2 separate regions of the Homo sapiens genome follow, and region 1 is linked to region 2. Evidence: read pairs that join two places in POLR2A ChIA-PET (ENCODE). Cell type or tissue: A673. All regions are shown on one strand. Each heading gives the region's core, and the rest is flanking DNA. Links, peaks and the distances in the headings are about the cores only. Region 1 overlaps KDM4B (lysine demethylase 4B). Region 2 has its middle 6.4 kb from the start of PTPRS.

Evidence for each region. ChIA-PET counts read pairs that join two places held together with the same protein. Peaks named below come from ENCODE experiments on the same cell type or tissue, not always from the same donor. Only the 100,000 strongest peaks of a DNase experiment are listed, where the experiment ranks them.
Region 1: POLR2A ChIA-PET joins it to region 2 with 14 read pairs; 4 of 35 experiments call an interaction of 5 or more read pairs at or near these places.

The regions. Positions count from the first base shown.
Region 1 is chr19:5,095,197-5,098,103 of GRCh38, reverse strand. The region is part of intron 9 of KDM4B (lysine demethylase 4B); the gene reads right to left. Among named protein-coding and RNA genes, the nearest start is that of PTPRS-AS1, 81 kb to the left of the region's middle. RefSeq lists enhancers at 854-1,354, 1,355-1,855, 1,866-2,366. In A673, for the core only: a CTCF peak has its summit at 2,193; DNase peaks (open chromatin) are centred at 1,323 and 2,103; H3K27ac peaks cover 2,500 bases.
Region 2 is chr19:5,345,774-5,348,680 of GRCh38, reverse strand. No RefSeq gene overlaps it. Among named protein-coding and RNA genes, the nearest start is that of PTPRS, 6.4 kb to the right of the region's middle. In A673, for the core only: no CTCF peak of the experiment used is centred there; no DNase peak of the experiment used is centred there.

The DNA.
Region 1 (2,907 bases), core at 265-2,764, 250 kb after region 2:
CCAGCTGGGGGCTGTGTCTGCCTCTGCCTCTGTGCCCTGCCTTGCTCTGCACTTGGACAAGCACTTTTGAAGCCCCTCCTGGTGGGGCTCGGGCAAACATGCAGAAACCTTCCACAGAGCTTGACAGCTCCCGACTGACATTTGCGCCCCCCATGCCTGAGATCCAAAGAAGCTGGGGGCCCCAGGTCCACGACGGCTCTGCTGAGCTGAGGAGGAGGAGGGTTCCCATCTCACTGGTGGCCGAGGGGAATCATCCTTGCTGGGCACCTCCCACAGGAGAACTCCAAGCCAAAACGGAGACAGAACTCATAGACTTTCTGGAACAGCCAACACTGCACCCAGTACCCAGCTCCAGAAGAACAAAAGGGAAGGTGGCCAACGCGCTCTCTGCCCTGAGGCCCCAGCCTCCCGACACACAGGGCAGCGGTCCTCTGCTTTTCATGTCAATGACATCCTACGGTCCCTGCTCTGCGCCTTGCCTTTTCCATGGGGCACATTTGGGAAATGCTCCCCATCAGGACCGAAGGAGCAGCTCCACCAAGGCCTGCACAGGCCAGGCGCGGCGGCTCACGCCTGTCATCTCAGTGCTTTGGGAGGCCAAGGCAGGAGGATCCCTTGAGCTCAGGAGTTCAAGGCCAGCCTGGACAACATAGTGAGACCCCAACTCTACAAAAACTACAAAAAATTAGCTGGGCATGGTGGTGCAATACCTGTAGTCCCAGCTACCCGGGAGGCTGAGGTAGGAGGATTGCTTGATCTCAGGAGGTCAAGGCTGCAGTGAGCTATGATCGCACCACTGCACTCCAATCTGGAGTTTTTGGAGACTGTCTCAAGAAACAAAACAAAAAACAAAACCACGAAGCCTGGATGGCCGACTGATGCGCCACGTGGGGCTTTACAGCCTTTTACTACATATTTAAGAATCCTGTGTACGGTGAGATTGACATCTTGGTGGCTTTGGTTACCATTCACCTCCTTCCCTTGGTGACTCTTCTTCGTGAACAGGCACCATCCCCATCACCCGATGGCCATGGGGCACGTGCCTTGTTCTTTTCTCCCCGCCCTGCTGACTCCACACCACACATGCTGCCAGCCCGTGCTCTTTAAAGTGTCGATTCTGGTGGAAGCCACCCTGTGTGGCCTCACAAGCCCTTCCCTAGCATGGGATGTTTACAATCACTCACAGGTTTCCCTCAGCCTTCTCTGAGCTATTAAGGCAAATCCAGAAACGGAGGGACACTTCCTCCACCAGGCAGGCGCCACGGCAACACGCACCACCGACACCGCCGGGGGCACCGCGGGACACCTCCTCCACCAGGCAGGCGCCACGGCAACACGCGCCACCGACACCGCCGGGGGCACCGCGGGACACTTCCTCCACCAGGCAGGCGCCATGGCAACACGCGCCACCGACACCGCCGGGGGCACCGCGGGACACTTCCTCCACCAGGCAGGCGCCATGGCAACACGCACCACCGACACCGCCGGGGGCACCGCGGCAACAGGCGCCACTGATGTCACCAGCGACTCCAGTGTAGAAATGCCACATCGCACGGAAGTGAGAAACTGGGGTCTGGGCAGGGGCACTGAGGTCAGCAGGAACCCCAGGGGTTGCCCAAGCCCGTGGAGACCTGGGACCGTGCTCCCCATCCAAGGTGACACCACTCCATGCTGCCAGGAGTCCGGATGGGGTAGGGTTGTGAATATTCCCCACGCCATGGCCAGGCGCGGTGGCTCACGCTTGTAATCCCAGTACTCTGGGAGGCCAAGGCGGGTGGATCACTTGAGGTCAGGAGTTCCAGACCAGCCTGGCCAACATGGAGAAACCCCACCTCTACTAAAAATACAAAAATTAGCCAGGTGTGGTGGCGCACCTGTAGTCCCAGCTACTCAGGGAGGCTGAGGCAGGAGACTCGCTTGAGCCCGGGAGGCAGAGGTTGCAGTGAGCCGAGATCACACCACTGCACTCCAGCCTGGGTGACAGTGCAAAACTCCACCTCAAAAAAAAAAAAAAAAAGATTCCCCACACTGTACACCGGCCCTGTGTGCGCCTCAGTCTGTGGCCTACATTTCCATAACACAAGGACCTCCTCCTAAAACAAGCTCCCTGTGAAGCTGACTTTTCGGCAGCCTGCCCCTTGGTGGGGCGCACACTCTGCCTCACAGCGGCTGGGGTCCATAGCACCCACTCTATAGACTGGGGGCCCCTGCCAGGGTCTGATTCCCAGGGAAACACACACACAAACGACATGCTCGCACATAAGTGCTGCACACACTCAAGCCTGCAGCTGCTGGGGGAGGGTCCCCAGGTTGAGGAGTCCGACCTGGCTGCTCCGGGCCCTCTCCCTCCTCCTAGCAGGCTCTGCCCTGCCCTGGCCAGCCCCTTGTGATCTGATCCAGGTTGAGGGGTCCACCCTGGCTGCTCCCAGCCCTCTCCCTCCTCCTAGCAGGCTCTGCCCTGCCCTGGCCAGCCCCTTGCGATCTGATCCACACTGTGGGGGCGTCCAGCACCGAGGCTCGTGGGCCCCCAGCTCTCAGTGTGCAGCAGCCTGGCTGGCAGCATCATCACAGGACCCTGGCCACCTGCAGACACAGTGGGCTACCACTGCTGCCTTGGAGCCCAGGGGGCTCATCTGCCACCTTTCCTGATTTAAACAGCACTGAGCTTTCACCAGAGGCCATCTCTTTTTTAAAAGCCTGAACAGATACTAGAGTCTGCTCATGTAAAACAGTAGAGTGGCAGAGAGAAGACACAGCCACCGGCCTAATGAGAAAATGATTATATGTGGTCCGATAAAATCATCAACCCAAATAGCATCTGACCACGGGGATCATGAATGCTCTCGTCAGCTGCAGCGCCAACTCCCAGCCCCCTGATCCAGGAACCAGGGCGGAACATTGAGGACA
Region 2 (2,907 bases), core at 242-2,741:
ACACAGAGACAGACCCACATATAGGGGAAATGATGTGAAGAAGAGATACAAGGAGAAGGCGGCCCATCTGCAAGCCAAGGAGTGAGGTCTCAGAAGTAACCAATCCTGGGCAGGCGTGGTGGCTCATGCCTATAATCCCAGCACTTTGAGAGGCCCAGGTGGGTGGATCACCTGAGGTCAGAAGTTCAAGACCAGCCTGGCCAACATGGCAAAAACAATTTTTTTTTGGAGATGGAGTTTCACTGTTGCTGCCCAGGCTGGAGTGCAATAACATGATCTCCGCTCACTGCGACCTCCGCCTCCCAGGATCAAGCGATTCTCCTGCCTCAGCCTCCTGAGTAGCTGGGATTACAGGTGCCTGCCACTACCCACACCTGGCTAATTTTTTGTATTTTTTTTTAGTAGAGATGGGGTTTCTCCATGTTGGCCAAGCTGGTTTCAAACTCCTTACCTCAGGTGATCCACCCGCCTCGGTCTCCCAAAGGGCTGGGATTACAGGCATGAGCCACCACACCCAGCCAGGATGTGTTACTTCCGAGGTCTCGCTCCTTGGCTTGCAGACGGCCGCCTTCTCCCTGTGTCTCTTCTTCACATCATCTCCCCTCTATATGGGTCTGTCTCTGTGTCCAAATTTCCCCTTTGTATAAGGGACATCATCATCACCAATCATCCACATTTTAGAACATTTTTAAACATTTTTATTTTATTTTAGAACATTTTTAACATTTTAATTTTAGAATATTTTAATCACCTGGAAAGGAACCTCAAAAGAATCCATTGCCTAATTCAAGATCATTAAGATTTATTCCTCTGCATTTTTTCCTAAGAGTTTTATAGTTTAAGCTCTTCCATTTAGGTCTATCATCCATGTTGAGTTGATTTTTGTATATGGTGTGAGGTGGGGATTCAACTTCATTCTTTAGCATGTGAATATGGAATTGTCCTGGCCCCACTTGTTGAAAAGACTATTCTTTCCCCACTGAATTGACAACTTGATGGAAATCAATTGACCATAGATATGAGGGTTTTTTCTGCACTTTCAATTCTACCCCATTGATCTGAATGTCTATTCTTATGCCAGTACATCATTGTCCTGGTTACAGTAGGTTGTAATAAGTTTTGAAATTGGGAAGTCTGAGTCCTCCAACTTTGTTCTTTTTCAAGATTGTTTTGGCTGTTCTAAGTTCCTCGAACATTTTCACATGAATTTTAGGATCAGCTTGCCAATTTCTGCAAAGAAGCTAACTGAAATTTTGATAGGGATTGGGTTTAATCTTTAGATCAATTTGGGGAGTATAGACATCTTAACAATATTATTCTTCCAATCCATGAGCATGGGATGTCTTTCCATTTAGTTAAGTCTTCTTTAATTTAATCTTTCAACCTTTTGTTATTTTTTATAGTATAAGCTTTGCACTTCTTTTGGAAATATATTCCTAAGTATTTTATTCTTTTTCATCAATTGTAAATGGAATTGGTTTCTTAATTTCATTTCGTTTGTTCATTGCCACTGCATAGGAAATACAATGGATTTTTGTGTATTGATTTCATATCTTGCCGCCTTGATGAATTCATTTACTAGTTTTATAGGTCTTTAGTGGATCCCTTAGGATTTTCTACATGCAAAATGATGTCATGTGCAAATAGAGATAGTTTAATTTCTTCCTTTCCAATATGAATGCCTTTTATGTTATTTTCTCACCTAGTTGCCTGGTTATAGGCTTCAGTACAATGTTGAATAGAAGTGGTGGGAGGGAGCATTCTCATCTTGTTCCTAATCTTACGGGGAAAACATCCAGTCTTTCACCATAAAGTATGATACTGACTGTAGATGCCTTTTACTAGGTTGAGAAAGCTTCATTCTGTGCCTAGTTGTTGAGTGTTTTCCTAACCCATGCCTCCCCAAATCCTCCAACGCTTACCAAATCAGCTAAATCAGGGGACCCCCAAGTGAACCCCACATGGAGCCCAGCACAGAGCAGGTGTGCAGCAAATAGGATGTTCCTATCTGCTCCTCTTCCCTTTGGCGTTTGAAGCGAATTTGTGAGGAGAAAGAGACAGAGAGAGGAGCAGAGAGAACAACATTTAATTTGAAGTAACGTGCAACGATAGTGGAATCTCTGGCACAGGGAAAGTTTAGGGGAGATGTTTTGGACCTGTCTGGCAGGAATTTAAGGCTGAGTTCTTTGCAGACAATCCTGAACTTGGTATGAAGGGTCCTGTTTGTACACAGTGATGGGCGGCTGATGGTTCCCCTGGAGTTATCTCAACAAAACCACAATGGAGCTAATTACCAGGTTCTGGGAGGCTCCTAGGCAGAGGTTGGTCTGGCAGAAAAGGAAGAGGAGGGTGGGAGAGTGGGAAGAGCCCCCTCCCCCACAACGCTCCTGAAGAAGCAGCGAATGTTCATTGACTGAACTTTTCACCCAACAATGACTCACACCCTCAGTGTGCGTGCCAGCTCACCACGATCAGCAGACAGGAAAGAGACCCAGAACCCACCATGTCCTACCTCCCAGTCTGAGTGTTTTTCACAGTGTGGAACTTGGAGGGTTGAGGCATGCCCCTGGGGACAACATTCTCTCCTTTGTTCTCTTCAAGCCTTGGCCTGCAGGAAGGCTTAGCTTGGTGCTATTGCGTCTTTAACACCTTTGTAACACGTGTCAATTTCCTGGAGCTGTCCAGAGGCTGCAACAGCATCAGACTAGAATGTTCTGTTCTTGGCTTGGCTGCACACAGTGGCTCACACCTATAATCCCAGCACTTTGGGAGGGGGAGGTGGGAGGGTCATTTAAGCCCAGGAGTTCGAGACCAGGCTGGGTAACACAGGGAGAGCCTGTCTCTACAAAAAATTTAAAAATTAGCCAGGTGTAGTGGTCTGTGCCTTTCGTCCCAGCTACCTGGGTA